Linked DNA regions of Homo sapiens: region 2 is linked to region 1. Evidence: chromatin loops called from intact Hi-C (ENCODE). Cell type or tissue: A673. All regions are shown on one strand.

Evidence for each region. Hi-C counts contacts between places; a loop is a spot of excess contacts. Peaks named below come from ENCODE experiments on the same cell type or tissue, not always from the same donor. Only the 100,000 strongest peaks of a DNase experiment are listed, where the experiment ranks them.
Region 2: a loop joins it to region 1, with 11 times the contacts of the local background. A loop is called at or near these places in 8 of 110 quality-filtered maps.

The regions. Positions count from the first base shown.
Region 1 is chr3:7,797,336-7,805,335 of GRCh38, forward strand. No RefSeq gene overlaps it. Among named protein-coding and RNA genes, the nearest start is that of GRM7-AS1, 270 kb to the left of the region's middle. In A673, a CTCF peak has its summit at 3,227 (motif pointing right); a DNase peak (open chromatin) is centred at 3,226.
Region 2 is chr3:8,298,676-8,306,675 of GRCh38, forward strand. All of the region lies in intron 3 of LMCD1-AS1 (LMCD1 antisense RNA 1), which reads right to left. Among named protein-coding and RNA genes, the nearest start is that of LMCD1-AS1, 200 kb to the right of the region's middle. In A673, a CTCF peak has its summit at 3,513 (motif pointing left); a DNase peak (open chromatin) is centred at 3,496; H3K27ac peaks cover 6,447 bases.

The sequences.
Region 1 (8,000 bases):
AAAAATGGGACTTTGCAATTTAGATAGTTCAAGTGATTCCTTCTCCTCCAGTCAGCAAGCGTAAGTATCTCTACAGGAGGACAAGATGGGTGTTTGTCTGCTGTATGTGCTATCAGTTACATTTCCTGCATGCCTCTCCTAATAGGTGTATTAGGAATATATGTGAAATGTGTTTAAAAATTACAGGACATATTTATCATACATAAGGTCTATCACCTTTATGCGTTAATTAACTGCATTGACTAAATGCAATGCTGCAGGAAAAAAGTGCCAAGTGGCTAATTTAGATACAAAATATTACAGGCATTTTTTAAAATTGAGAATAATTTTCACTATATTGGATGTTCACATTTCAACTGGCTATAAACCTGAATTTCAAGCAACACCAGACTTTGCTATACTTGGCACTCACCATGGGTAAGAGACTAGGCTAGGCACTATGGAATACAAAGGAACATGCAGCCTGTGTGCTTTCTAAGCTTAGTTACTCACCTGGACAGAGACATAAACAAGTAAAATAAAAATAGTCAAAATCTAGAGTTAATGTCAAGTGAGAGGAATATACAACAAATGTTATCTCTATTGAATCTTGCAAAACAGACAGTTTCCACAAGAGAGAAGAATGAAGGAAATTCTAGGCTGGGGAAATGTGAGGGAATAAAGAAGGAACAGCCTGAGAAGTCTCTCCCTCAGCCCACTCTATATGGGCATGTAAGCTAGCAAAGTGACAGGAAAATTTAGCGACATCCATGAACACTGAGATGTGCAGACACCGTGACCCTGCAATACCACTTCAATGCATACTGTAGAAGTATTTGCACATCTGCATAAAAATCATCACATTCATTTTTTCTGCAGCTTTGCAAAAATGTGGAAACAGCCCAAATACCTGTCAGTAGGCAAATGGATAAACAGAACTTACAATGGTCAGTAATAATTATAGAGAAGGAGTGTCCAATCTTTTGGCTTCTCTGGGCCACACTGGAAGAAGAATTGTCTTGGACCACACAGAAAATACACTAACACTAACAATAGCTGATGAGCTAAATAAAGAAAAACGTCACATAAAATCTCAATGTTTTAAGAAAGTTTACAAATTTGTGTTGGGCTGCATTCAAAGCCATCCTGGGCTGCACGCAGCCCATGGGTTATGGGTTGCGCAAGCTGGTTCTAGACATTTAAACAGATTTGGAGTAAAAAAAGCAAATTATGGAAAGATACACACATTATGACACGATCTATGTGAGCCAAAATAAACACAGAATAATGTCATCAATTATGTACTCTAAACATGAACTGGAAAAATATACAACAATACTAATACAGGGGCTGTTTCAGGGGAACGTGAGAGGGAATCAGGATTGGAAACAGTAATTAAACAAAACTTTAGTTTATCTTTCATAGTCTTCTCTTTTGGATTATCTATCTTCTATATCATTTTTGTAATTAAAAAAACTATAACCGTAGAAATTATACATAGACTTATGTATTTTAAAAAACAGGAAGTGATTGGCTAACTACCAACAAAGATTAATTCCAAATAGCAGAATTATGAATGTCATCTTCTGTTTTGTACTTTTTAGATTTCTTTTCCAACAATTAAAATGATCCGTCCCTGACCAATAAATGTAATTAAAATTCTAAAACACAGAGCCTAGCTAGAGGTCAGTGAGGGAGAATAATTTGAGCAGAACATCATTGAGGGAGTTTTAGAAGAGGGGGTCAAAAAGATTTGGTGCTTGTTCACAAAAGCCTCTAAATTCAAGGTTAAGAAGTTTGGACTTCATCTTGTACCCACTGGGAATCATTACTTGTTTCGGAGCTGGAGACCGTCATGGATCAAAAGGATAAATCAATATCCATTCTTCACCACTACTTCTCAAAGTATATCTTTTCACCATCATTTCCAAATTGATAGAACTCTAAGGGTTTTTAGATGTTGGGTAGAAACTTAAGAGACACATTCTCTTCTCTCCAGGGGTGTTACTGTGTAAGGAAGGATTTGGACACTTAAGACCTGTAAAAAACACGTGAAGAGCTGCTCTCTTCCTCTCTTCACTCCCCTTTACACCATAGCATGAACATCCCTAAAAAGCACTTGAAAATGATGCCTTTTCAACTCTAAGTAGCAACATGTTCATCCATTAGCAAGCAAAAGTGTTATTGCATTTCTTTCATCTCTACAGCCTCCCAGGTCCTGCTTTTCAAAGTAGAAGTGAGTAATAAACCTGTGGTGAAAGGAACAAAACACTTATGAACGGAGTGACTAAAAAGAAAAAAAAAAAAAAGTGATTATCCTTCCTAAAAACCCAGGGTGTTGCCGAATTAAGGGACACTGACCAGTAAACAGCCATGAGACAGATTTAGTAGATTTCCGGAATCTAGCATGTGTGTATAATTTAGTACAAAAGCACATCATGAAGAAAAATAGTCTAGTGGAATGGGTTAAATTTGAAATGTCATCAACTAGAAGGAAAGGTCAGCAAACTGTTTTTCAAACCTAAAAAAAAAAAAACCCAGCCTCATCCTTGACTCCCTCTTCTGTGTCTCTTTCAAATTTCGGCTCACGATAGTTTAACAAAACAACAACAAAAACAACCACAAAAAACAGCAAAACAAAACAAACGGCCCAAAGGGAAATAAATCTAACTGATATAAAATTGAAAAAACACAAGTGACAAGAGCCAGGGAAGACAGGACGTCATCATTTAGTAAAGCATCCACTAACTGCTTGACCACACTCCAGCAATTTCCATAACTCATGATTTTCAATATTCATACTTGTCATTGTTCATTTTTCTTACATCACATGCATTGTGTGCCAGCTACAAGCCCAGCCTGTTCTGTGCACTAGGGGATCAGTAGAAAACAAAATCCCTGTGATCTGTGCTCACAAAGCTTGCATTCTTGCATTCTAGCAGGCATAAAAGAGAAAAAAGAGAAGTAAATACACAGCATTCTGGCTAACTCGTTTCAGAGGTGAGGAGACCATATCCCTGAGTAACTTGCTCAAAGTTACTTGCTCAGTAATTTGCCCAAAGTTTCATGAGTAAGCAGCCTAGAAGTGACCACAATAGGCTACCACAAAGATACTTCCCAGAGGTTACTGTTTTCTACTTCTTTATTATAGAGTATTATCTATACAGGATGAGCCTCTGTCTTTTAAAAAGAAAATCACATTGTTGGAGGAGCTAATGTGCAGCTTATTTTCTGAACCTGAGTGAAATACAAAATATTGTCACTAGAGGGCAAGTTGACATATGCTTTATTTATTTTACTGAAAGAAAAGATAGTGCTACATTTTGGGAAACAAAGCCTTTGAATCAGCTTATATTTATTACATGATTCTCATCTTGGTTAAAACTACATGCAGAACAGTGACGGGTAAGTAGTACTTTTACAAAGTAGTGTCCAAATTTTAGACATTAAATTACGATGTGTAGCCCCTTTTTACCAAAATCACAGGTGCATTTGTTCCTCACACTTAATTTTCATGATAAGGACTATCTCGCATTAGGCTTGATAGAAATAGAATTTTTGTCATCCTCCTCCTTGTCTGCCTCGGGAATGGCCACTGTTCTTTCAAGATTCAGTTCCCTCTCCTCTTCCAAGCCTTTCCTTTCCTGTCTCTTCTTTCCCAGAGGATCTTGCCATCTCTCACTGGCCATGTGCACTGTGAGCAGGCTTCAATCAGAGCACCATCAAGATTTTCCTAATATCCCCCAGTGAGTGAGCCTCTACCTGGCCTAGGCACTTGTTGCCTGTTGACTCTTCTCATCTTCACCATCACCTGCAATGGGGAAATTATTACTTCCCCACTGGAGTAAAGAGAAGCCCAGAGTGGCTAAAAGCTGAAGCCAGGGCATAGAGCTACTAGCATGACCCTTGGTTACCAGATGTTTTTATTAAACTGTGTGCTCCCTAAGAATAGGGATCATCTTTCTAGGGTCTAGCATTTTGCCTCAAGAAAAGGGAACCTGCTCTATAAATGTAAGAGTAAACAGATGCTGTAAGACAACTCAAAATCTCTACCTCTCAAAGTTGGGGGAGAAAATGACATGATTTGTGAGAAGTATCTGGTTGCATGATAGGCATATAGTAGGCATAATAAATTCTTATCATGACATGTTGTTGGTCTTACAATAGATGTCATGTGTTAACATAAGTTCAAATTCAAATTTTCCTCCATGGCACGGCAAGATCTGACGCCTATCTAAATCTCCAACCCTGTCTCTCTTGCCTGACTCCAACTCCCAGGCCACACTGGCCACTTTCCTGCTCCTCAAAGGTGCCAAGCTGGTTCCTGCCTCAGGGCCTTAGCACTTGCTATTCCCTTGGCCTATGTAACTATTTTCCAGGCCTCCATGGACATCACTTCACATCCTTTAAGTCTCATTTCAGCTTTTACCTCCTCAAAGATACCTTTACTGGCTACTCTTAAGTGTTCCTTCACCACTCCTTCCCTATCTCAACCTCTTGTTTCCTTCCTTCATCACACTAAGTACAGTCTGTGACCCTTTCATCCATCTGTTTACTTACTTTGTCTCTCATTCCCTCGGCTAGAAGGTTCATCAGGGTCGGGTCCCTGTCCGCTCACAGGCACCATTACAGGCTCAGCGCCTGGCACACAGCAAGCTAACCACAAAATATTTTGGTTGAAATTATGGATGGATGTGTGGATAAAGGAACAAAGAATTAGGATAAAATGCTAAAAATCTGAATGCTCAAAAGTAAAAGGGAGCCTGAAGGAAAAAAAACAAATGAGTTGCTAGGATATGATTGGGAGACACACACAGGCTTTGGAATCAAACACACACTGAGTTTAAGGCTCAGCACTGATACCGTGAGATGCTGGGGCTTCGAAAATGATACTCCAGAGTATGGCAGTTTGGCATCCTTTGGCATCCTTTGTTTCCTTTTCTTCAAACCCAGGATCTCCTGTTTGTGCGGAATATGTTGAATTCAAAGACTGAAAGGGCCTCAAAGATTGAAAGATTGAAAGGGCCTCAGAGCAGTCTCTTTGTGACCTTCTCCTGCTCTCCTTTCTCTACTAAGGTAGGTCATAGATACTGGAATTTCTCTTCCCCATGGTGAGTCATAGAAACTAGAAATTATACTCTAACCTACCCCTATCTTTCTGTGTAGGAGCTGACCATAAAGAAATTCTCTGACCCACCTTGTCTGACAGTAGATCCTAAGACCTCATTCCCAGAGGGGCTGTGCTCCATGCTGGAGGGTGAGGAATACTGTGCAGAGAGGTCAAGATGAATCTGAACAGATGGGCTTGCTGGGTCCTTTCAGTCTATTACCACTAGAACATTCCATTTTTGTCTAATCACATTTCTACCTGGGTGTCCTTTATACACTGAACTTAAGCATAAAAATAGATGGTTTTCACTGAGTCTTGGGGTTTTTAAGACATGCCATGTAAAAACTTTGGTTACATAAATTTGTTACGCTTTTCTCACGTTAACCTGTTTTCTGTTATAGGAGTGCTGGCCATGACTCTTACGGTAGGTGAGAGAAGGCATCAATCAAACCTTTCCTACCCTACAAACGTATTCTGCCATTGTCCATGCACAATCGCACCCTCTCCTGGAAAAAGAAAATATATCTGTTCCCTGGTCCCAAAACTCTGATTAAACAGGCAACAGAGTTCTACAAGTCAGGAAAAAAGCAGGCTTTCATTCCATCACAATGACATCCACTGACCTCCAGCTTGATGGGTAGATGTGGTAGGGACTCATGCAACCCAGGACTCACCCTCCGTGCTTCTCTAGCCCTGGCGCCAACTCTGCTAAGGCTCCCCACGCTCTTCACATGGCTTCAGGGCCACAGTGTACACAGTATTCTCTGTACTTCATGCAAATTAACTCACGTACTGCTTTTAACAACTCTAAGAGATTGGTATTATTATTGTCACCATTGTACACATGAGAGGAATAAGGTACAATCTACAAAATGATTTTAAAGTCCTCACTCTTAACCCCTACTCAACACTGTCTCTATTATAACGACAACTACGAATTTCTGAGCACCGATCCTGTGCCTGGCACCATGGTAGCTGTGCTCATCACTCACCTCCCTGAGGTAACTTATAAGGAGATGCCACTAAAGTATCTGATTAGGTTGAAGCAGTGGTCAAAAGCATCTATTTCAAACTGCTTCGAAAGCCATCAAGTTTCTTACAAATGCCGTCACTGGGAAGACATTTGAAAATATAAAAACAATTACTGGGTTATCTGCCATGGACTACCAAACAATGTTTAGAGCATACTTTTCTAAATTATCTGCTTCTAGCCTTTCATTTCCATAGAGCTCTGTTACAACTCTAAGTTATAAATAACTAAAAATAATCCCAAAGAAATTTGTCTATAGATTTACAAATAAATTACATCTGTTAGAGGGTTCAGTTAACTTCAACCCTTTTCCCACTGGGGGAAGAAACAGTCTGGCATCCATTTGCACATTCATTTCAACCTCCTGTACACTATATCCTTTTGTGCTTCTTAGACTTCTCCTGTGAACCTGTTATAGTATCTTTCTGATTTCCTCATTACTAATGAGTTAAGTAAAATCTTTAACACGTGTTCATTTTATATCTGTAAGAGACTCATGATTTTACATCTTGGTGTGTGAAAATTATCCTTTAATGCTGCTGATTATTACTATGAAAGAATAAAAAAACTCACTTTTTTTGGCTTACTCACTCTGTCAGCACATGAGGCATCAAAGGCTCTGATTTCCCTTTTCATTACATTCAACCACCTTTATTATAGTGGATATGAAATGATAGAATGATGCTTTGATTTACTTTCATAGGCAGGTGGCATGCATCATATAATATTGCAGAGTTGTTCCAACTTAGGTTGGAAAAAAGTGGGTCAACTGCTGAGACCTGTGAGAATGTAGAAACATATTAACTCTAAACAGCTTTGTCCTGCAAACCTGAACAAAAAGAAATTCAGTGTGACTGTCAGGACAGATGCTCCAGAAACAGTTTTGAGAGTGGGCATCTCAGCGAATCTGTACCGACCAGCTGGAGAAAAAAAGGAAAATACAAAAACCTGTGAGAACAAAGACTCCACTTTATACACAGGATGGCCAGATGATATTGAAAACAAATCCTCTAATAAAACACAGCTTGGAATAGAAGAATAAGGTAAGTGAAACAGACGAGTGTACACTATCAGGAGATACCTGATAAAACCTAGAAAGGGCAAAATTCGCAAGACATGTTCCACAAAAAAACCAACTTGGAAATGAAACACAGAATTGAAAGCTAAAGTGGTAATAATCTGACCTAGCAAGATGGAACAAATAGGTGGCAGAGAGGAGACGCACTTGGTTGGAAAAAAATATACAAAGAGATGGAGGGAAGATGATCTATTTTACTTGCAAGGCATATTCAAGCCCAGATCTATTTCGGAAAGGCACTAGAAGAGATACGTAATTCCCAATAGGGTACAAAAACGAGGCATATGATCAAACAAATACACATTATGGGTCCTTCTACAAGATAATTAGCAAGATAAATGTCAATGTGATTCCATGAAAGGGGAGGAGGACAGTTCAAGGTTAACAAAAACTAGGCAAGGGTCTTCAGTCTTGGCTGTGTAGTGAAAGCACCTAGGGTGCTTTAGAAGTACCCAGCACTTTGGAAGGCCAAGGAGGGCAGATCACCTGAGGTCAGGAGTTCAAGACCAGCCTGGCCAACATGGTGAAACTCCGTCTCTACTAAAAATACAAAAAATTAGCCAGATGCATTGGCATGTGCCTGTAATCCCAGCTACTCGGGAGGCTGAGGCGGGACAATCTCTTGAACCAGGAGACAGAGGTTGCAGTGAGCCGAGATTGCGCCACTGCACTCCAGCGTGGGCGACAGAGCAAAAATTCGTCTCGAAAAGAAAGAAAGAAAGAAAGAAAGAAAGAAAGAAAGAAAGAAAGAAAGAAAGAAAGAAAGAAAGAAAGAAAGAAAGAAAGAAAGAAAGAAAAAAGAC
Region 2 (8,000 bases), 500 kb after region 1:
CTGAATTCCATTGAAACCAACAGCCTGAGATCAATATTTCATCAACTAAGGCCATCTCAACACCTTGAGAATCAACTGGCAATGTGCCAATCTCCTATACAATACGAAGCTATTGACCCAGGAGCGGTGCCTACTGCAGATATGACTGTGTTCCTCTCTGGTACCTGGGCTTTCCTGATAACCCATGAGTGTGGTAGCCAGAAAAAAAAATCTTATCAGTTCATTATCTCCCCAGGAGAGAATTCTATAACAGCACAATTGGTGCTTCAAAATATGCACCAGGTCATTCCAACCAAGTTTTGAGAACCTTAGAATTCTAAGGTTCTTCCATTGATTCTATTCTGCAAAGTACTTACTTCAATCTGTGGCTGCACTGTCAAGTCATTGAAGATTATGATTCTTGATTTAGAAGGTTCATCTCAAATGTTTTAAATCTTTAGCTTCAGAAAAAGGAGATGTCTTTTTCTTTCCTATATACCTATTTCTCCTTCTCTCCATGGGGAAACCCATGGTATAAGTTATCTTAAAAAGTATGAAAACAAGGAGGCAAAAAAAAAAATTACAGTGTTAACCCAAGTTTGCAGGGCTAATAAACGCTAAGAGGATAGATTTTAAGTGTTCACATCACACACACCCACACACACACACACACACACACACAAATGGTAAGTATGTGAGGTAATGCATATGAATATCAATAGCTTGATTTAGTCATTCCACAGTGTATACATATATGAAAACTTTGTGTCATATACCATAAATATATACAGTTTTTACTTAATTAAAAAATAGCCAATGCATATGTAGCATTTACGATGTACCAGGCATCCATCTAAATGCTTTGCATAAATCCACTTATTTCATCCTCACAGCAACCTAGGAGGTGGGTACATTTTTGCCGATGAGGAAACTGAGGCACAGAGAGATTAAGTATCTTGTCCAACGTAAAAAGGCTGGGCCATATATGCTAAGGAGGCCTCTGGTTAGTTTTAACTCAAACACCAGCCCCCATTTAGTTTCTTTAATTTTGGGGGGAAGAAATTTCCCCTCAACAAACAAACAAACAGTGTTTGAAGAAAACCAAGTGATCATGGTATCCCTGAAATTCTCAGTGCTCTTAGAAAGGTAGAATGAAGGCACCATCCCCACTTCTGCATGACCTGATCTCCCTACACAAAGCAGATACTCAGTGAATGCTGGCAGAAAGAAAATGAAGGCTGGGAAGATTCCCAGTGCTGTCTCTATACTCCTGCAGTTTCTTTGAAAAGTTCCTCCCAGGGCTATGGCTTCTTGTGAGAAAGAAACAAAAAAGGAGTCTTCTCCCTAGTTTCAAGATTGCCCCTGACCCCCCTCCTCCCAGCCCTAACACATTAGCACCCGGCTGACTCAGTCACTTCTGATCTGTGAGTTAAGCTCATCCAATGTCTGTTGACCCACCTTCTACTTCCCTCTGCAGGGTTTGGACCACCATTCTATCCTATCTGGCACTCAGTCAGCGTGGTGTAAGAGGGGTAGACCCCCAGGCCTTCAAGTGGGTCAAGATGACTCTACATGATCACTACATTAATGAGCATGTCATTGCCACTTTCTCTCAGAGGAAATTCTCTCTCACTGCTTCTTTCTCCCCCAATAAGAGGAATATTAAGCTAGGACACACTCAAAGAGTCAGAATGGGCAATGTGGTGGAAATGAGCACTGGAATTGAGTTAAGACACCCAGATACCTTGTTGTAAATTTGCTGTGTGACTTTGAGTAAGCCTCTGCCCTACGAAGAGAGAGACCACTGGACCACTCAGGGATAACAAATCCCTGACATGTGTATCGCCATGACCCATTCCCAGACCCACGGCAGGCATCACTAATCAATCATTTTCAACTGAGCCAAAATGAAGTGTCACAATTCTTCTCCATAGAGAAGCCCTATCAATAGAACAGGACTGGCACACTGGCTTAAGCCTCTTTACCACCCTAAATTTGATAATCCTTAAGATATTTTCCATTAGTCAATTTGGTTCATATTGCATTGAAATCTAGTACAATTGGTCTATGTACATATATAATAATCTATAAATACTTGTATATATATTTTTATCACAACATACTTCTCATCTCATCATACAGTACTCCCTTCATTTTCCACACCTCCTCAGAGGCTATCAAATAAGTTTGCCCACTCATACGTTCTCAGAACCTAAGAATGTCATTCATCAGGATCAGGAAATTTGGAATATGTTCATCCATTCATTCATTCAAACTCATTTTTTAAATTTTCTGAGCAGCAGCCACATGCCAGGCCTAGCCAGGTGCCCTCTTGTTGATTTCTCTCCTGTTTGGGTGGCGATTCTTTATTCCGGTTTGGTTTTGTTCTTTCCATTCAAGACCATTTTTCCTGATACACTGCACTGCTTAGGTTCAGATGGCTGTCTCCTACACTTTCCTTTTAAACTTCTACTCTCCCAGGGAAGTGTTCTTCATTGAATTCCCATATACCTGTAGTAAACAGACACGTTAGATGAGGTTTGGGTGTGGTCAACCTCAAAATGGTAACAGAACCACTCTGAGCTCCTAAATATAGAAATTTTGGAAGAGGGAAGAGGACTCAGAAGTGTTACAAAGGAAGCTAAAGTCCAGGTTTGCTGACTTGTAAAATTCTGCCTGTGGTAAGGCATATTAGCTGCTAGGACTTCAAGCAGCCCACCTCAGGCCTCAAAAGGAAGGTTCATAATCCAAGGTCGGGATCAAATAGTGATGGCAATGAAAGAAGCCACTCAAGGGAGCCCAAGCTAGTTTTAAAAATATCTGAAGGGAACTCAGGGGGCAGAATGCTCACATAGCTCTAAGCCCATTGTGTGCCAGTTACGATGCTGAAGCAAAAACTGGAATCAAAGGATGGACAGTATTAGGGAATAGATTCTGGCTTCATGGAAGGAACGTTTGAACAGTCAGAAGGCCAAACACAGCGGCTCACAGCTGTAATCCCAGCACTTTGGGAGGCCAAGGTGGGAGGCTCACTTGAGGCCAGGAGCTCAAGACCAGCCTGAACAACATAGTGAGACCCCATCTCTCAAAAAAAAATTTTTAAAGAACAGTCAGAGCATCTCAGAGAGAGAGTGAGCAGAACATCCCACCTCAAGGAGTAAGGAGCTTCCCGGACTGGGGAGGGAATCAAGCAAGGCTGTAAGTAGAAAAAGAGGTGGGTACATGCTCGTCGTGTTGGTCTCTATAACCTCAGTGCCAGGCGCACAGTAGGTGTTTAATAAATACTTCTAAAAGAGAGAAGGGGGCATCTTGGTGAGGAAAGGGAAGGGTCTAAAAGAGGAGAGGCAGGCTAACAGCCTTGGTTCTAGAGGGAATTCTCACTCTGAGAGAGTGGTTAGACGAGATGATTTCTGGTCCTTCCTATTTCTGAGATTTTATGATTCTAAGAAGAAAGAGAAGTTTATGAAAACCTAACCCAGAGTTTTTCAGCAAGGACGTGTGACTTTTTAATGAGGGAGCTCCCTCTACTGGACAGAAGTCTGTTCTTCAACTGAATTTTGCCATTTCTTCAGCACTTGGAACTCAGAGGTGGTAGAATGTCTTCCTGTACCAATGCTTTTTAAATCCTAAAGAAACCACTATCCCATATGTCGCACCCTGGTCTGGAGAATCAACTGTGGGAACGTGACTTTGCCATAAGTAGTGAAAACACTATTGGTCAGACTCCTCCGGTCTAGGTTTTATTGTTAGCAATTTCTTTCCCACATGGAATTTGTGCCATTACCCACAGGAAAGCCACAACCCATTCCACCGAATGCAGCCAGCTGATTAACCAGCCTGTATTGAACACCTACTGTGTGCCAAGCTGCTTGGCACTGAAGATAGAATGGTAAGCAAGTAAACAGAGATAAACTCTAAGAAGGAAAACTACAGAATCCTAGGAGAGCAGATGGTAGGGACTTACACCATGAGCATGTGGACGGGGATATAAGAAGGGTGGTACACAAAAGCTTCCAAGAACTGATTTCTGAGCTGACATCTGGGTCTGGCTGAAGGATGAATAGGAGTTCATCAGTCATAGAGTAGGTGCTTGCTATTTATAAACACTGAATGGCCGAGACACACAGCCTATTATTCCACTAAAGTTTATTTCATGCTTTTTACATACCTGCTCTTGAATAGGCTGCAGACGCTTTAACGTCAGATGCTACAGCTTGTACACCAGGTAGCCCTTGAACTGAATTATTTAAGTAGAGCAGGCCAGGTTACTTCAGGTACGCACATCGAATTAAGGAATAATTATACTAGAAATCTATGTTGGCCGTATTTTCAGCAACATCACCTTTGACCTGGAAGTAATTGGAAAGTTAATAACATTTGATTTAATCTCCAAATATGGCTCACAGGTGTATTCAAGGGAGCTTTGATAACACAGACTCCTCTTAACCCATTTTGCAAGGTTAATGCATGAAGAGTCAGGGTGGGAAGGAGCCCAGAATAATGACTGTTAATCCAGATAGAGACGATATCTGCTCTTGATGAGAAGGAATGAGAAACTGACATTTATTGAAGACCTTCCAGAATCCAGACATAGGTCTATGCTATTTCATTTGGTCCTTATAGAAGCCATAAGAAATATACAGGGCCATCTTCAATTGATTGCTGAATTGGCATTGTTTCAGCCCTAATTCACAATGGTTGCATAAGAGTAACAGTTAGACTTCTTCCAGGTTTCTTCAAATTTTAAGACCATAAAACAAGATTTTGAGCTGTTACCGTGTGTCAGGCTCCATGCCTAGCATTTTAATGTAAGTGCACCATTTCACTTAATTCTAAGAATCACAATTATCCTTTCTAGCTGGGTCACTGAGACACTAAGAGATTTTGTACTTTGCTCAGAGCCACACAGCTGCTGGATGAAGGACACTTCATCCAGACCCATCCAACTCCAGAGCCCTGGCTCCTGGCCATGTCTAACACAGCATCCCTGTCCACCCAGACAGGCAGGTCTGGAGGATTCAAGAGGCTTGAATCACACCGGAAATCATTTATAGGCTATCACAACTCCAGCCAATGGCCCATGCTATGCACTCATTACAAAACAAAATAGTCACCCTTTTGCTCAGATGAGAAGAAAAACAGTGAGTTCCATTTTCCTAGTGGCACACCTCAGGGTATAAAAATTCTAATGAGAGAATTTAAACCTTTAGCTGATGCCTGTGTGCAACAAAATGCTCCAGATCACTGTAATTTAATATATAGATGCATTGCCATCATTTAGACCCTGCAATATGTTGCACAGTAAAGCAGGGCTTGGCTAGGAAGAACCCAGTCAGAAGTTTAAGACACAAGATCAAAGAGACAAGACCAAGAGTTGGATTTCAGCTGTGGGAAGCCCTTGGCCTCCTTCCCCTTTAACCCAACACAGCCTGAAGGTCACATCACCCATGTGAATTGCGCCCAAGTCTGCTCTCTCCACTTAGCACCATTTGTTCTGCATTCTGGGGCTTGAATACATGTGCTCACCTCCTTGGGTACTTGGTGTACCCATCACAGCTGGGACCACGGCTTATACATCTCAGTCACCCCCAGTGTCCAGCCCAGTGGACACTCAAACACTAGCAGGCTGTATTTAAAATAAAGTTTTTAATGTGAATTTATATTGTTAGTCAAAACATGTACCAATGACATGGAATAATGGCTTAAACCATCACAGTTGACCTGCAGGGACCAGTACTTTAGCTTCACCTAGAACAGGGCACATGATATTAAGGCCACATGTACTTGACTCTAGCTTCACCTGTGACAGGGCACATGGTATTAAGGCCATTGACTGCTAGAAAAGGAATTCCCACTGGTGAAGCTATGAGAAAACTGAGACTCAGAGAGGTTAGGCAAGGTCACACAGGTATTAAGTCGTAGAATTAGGATTTGAGCCCAGGTCTACAGGACTCCAAAATCTCAGGGATTACCTATTATGCCACATTATCTGCCCACCAGATAAACATCACCCTGCCCTCAGGGCCTTTGCTTTTTCCAAGATAAACTTTAAAGATGATCCGAGCAAACTAGGGCAGAACAAAACAGGCTACTACATCACTAGGTACACTTGGAATGTGTGTATCAAGTAGCTGAAACCCAAACAATTCACCCAATGGGATGCTGGTTCCTGTTATGTCAAACAGCCTACCTGGGCTGAAATTTTCAGAGTAATCTCCCAGTTTTAAATGACATCAACCCAGATCTGGGTGCACCAGCTCTGTCAACATAATGGCCAATATCTGGGGCCAGGGGAAATAAACCCTCATTCAGATGTCTTGATGTTCATTAATGTCACAACATCTTATTAAGGACTATGGTCACAGCACTGCATGGGCTGGGTGTTTGGTAGGGAAATGACTCCATTTTCTTATCTTCCAGATGTGTTATATGATAGATATAGAAACATTGCCTCAATCTGCATAGAAACAAAATTAGCAAAATAAAATGGCAAGGATGATAAAACAAACATCTTTGACTAATTTACATTGAATTAGCAGGATTTATTATTAAAATTGCAATGGCAGCTTGCACTCATGGAAGACTAATGGCATGTTAATCAATATGTTGAATGCTTTATGTATATTATTGTCACATTTAATTTCTGCATCATTTCCCACTTGAGACACAAGTAAACCTGGATTGGGAGAGGCTGGTCACACAGTGAGAAAACAGGTTGGATCCAAACCTATGCCCATCTGACTCCACAGCCCTAACGTTGGTGACTCTTTTACATCTTTGCTACTCAAGGTGTGAGGCAGGGGCCAGCAACAACTGCCTTCTCACAGCTCATTAGAAATGCAGAATATCAGCCTCCTTCCCCAGACCTGCTGAATGAGAATCTGCACTTTAACAGGTGACTGTACCCAGGCCATCTCATCACCTAACCATGCTTGTTTCACACTCTGGTGCCCTTCTTGGGTACTTGGTGTGTTCATCAGGAGCAGGGACCATTATTCTAGGTGTGATGCATACACCCCTTGCCTTATATCACCTGAAGTTTCCTGGGTTCCATTCCAAGCTGGCTGAGCAAGATTCTCTGGTGGTGGGACTCAGGAATCTATATTTTAACCAGTTCTTCAGACTATCCTAAAGGCATACTACTGTCTGAAAACAAACACTGTGATACATCCCGTTGTCTTAAAGTTTACATGCAGGATTCTGTGCTTTTTTCCCAAACTGAAAAGTGTATCCAAAAATTGGAGGAGTATGCAAAGAATAAATGGGTCCATTTGAGTGATCCTAGAAAGACATTCTGTTGTTGTTGATTTTGGAGTCCTGGTAAAGCATTCGTGCTTCTTTTTAAAGCCAGCTCATCAATCCCACCCAATGCAGCAAACATTTCCCAAGCTTCCTCAGGTCAGCATCAACAGAAGGGATGAGTTTTGAAGCAGCAGAGTGATACACAGAGATGCAAGTAAGCCCAACCCAAGGCACAGAATTCTGGTGACACAACAGAGAAGAGCAACATCCATCAGCTCTCCTGAACTGAAAGCCCTGATGCCCTCCCTCAGCCAAGTGGCCCCATCTGGCACCACAGCCACCGTCCCCACCAAAGCAGTAGACTGCCCACAACTTGAGTCTGAACTTTGGGTGCTGCCTGAAGTTAGGCTGGTGGACAAATAAACCCACAGCTGGATGAGCCCCTAGCATGTGTTTGCACACCAACCATGTTAGCCTAATGTACTCAACTGGATTTTAGCTTTGGTTTCCCTATTTAGCAGTCAAATAAATTACTAAGATTAAAACCTCCTTCTCTTTCAGAGTATAAACTCTTTACTGATGTCTAACAACCTCCCTGTCTGCTATCTGAAGTGAACTAGGGTCTTGATTTTAAGCATTCATTTATCTCACAAACACATGCTCAGGATGGAGATACCATGGAGGAAAAAGACTGATATTCTATTCTGCATTTGTAAATCTTACTTAGAGTCTAGCAGTGGAGGAAGTTAACCATTTATTGCAACCAGAAATCAATGTGA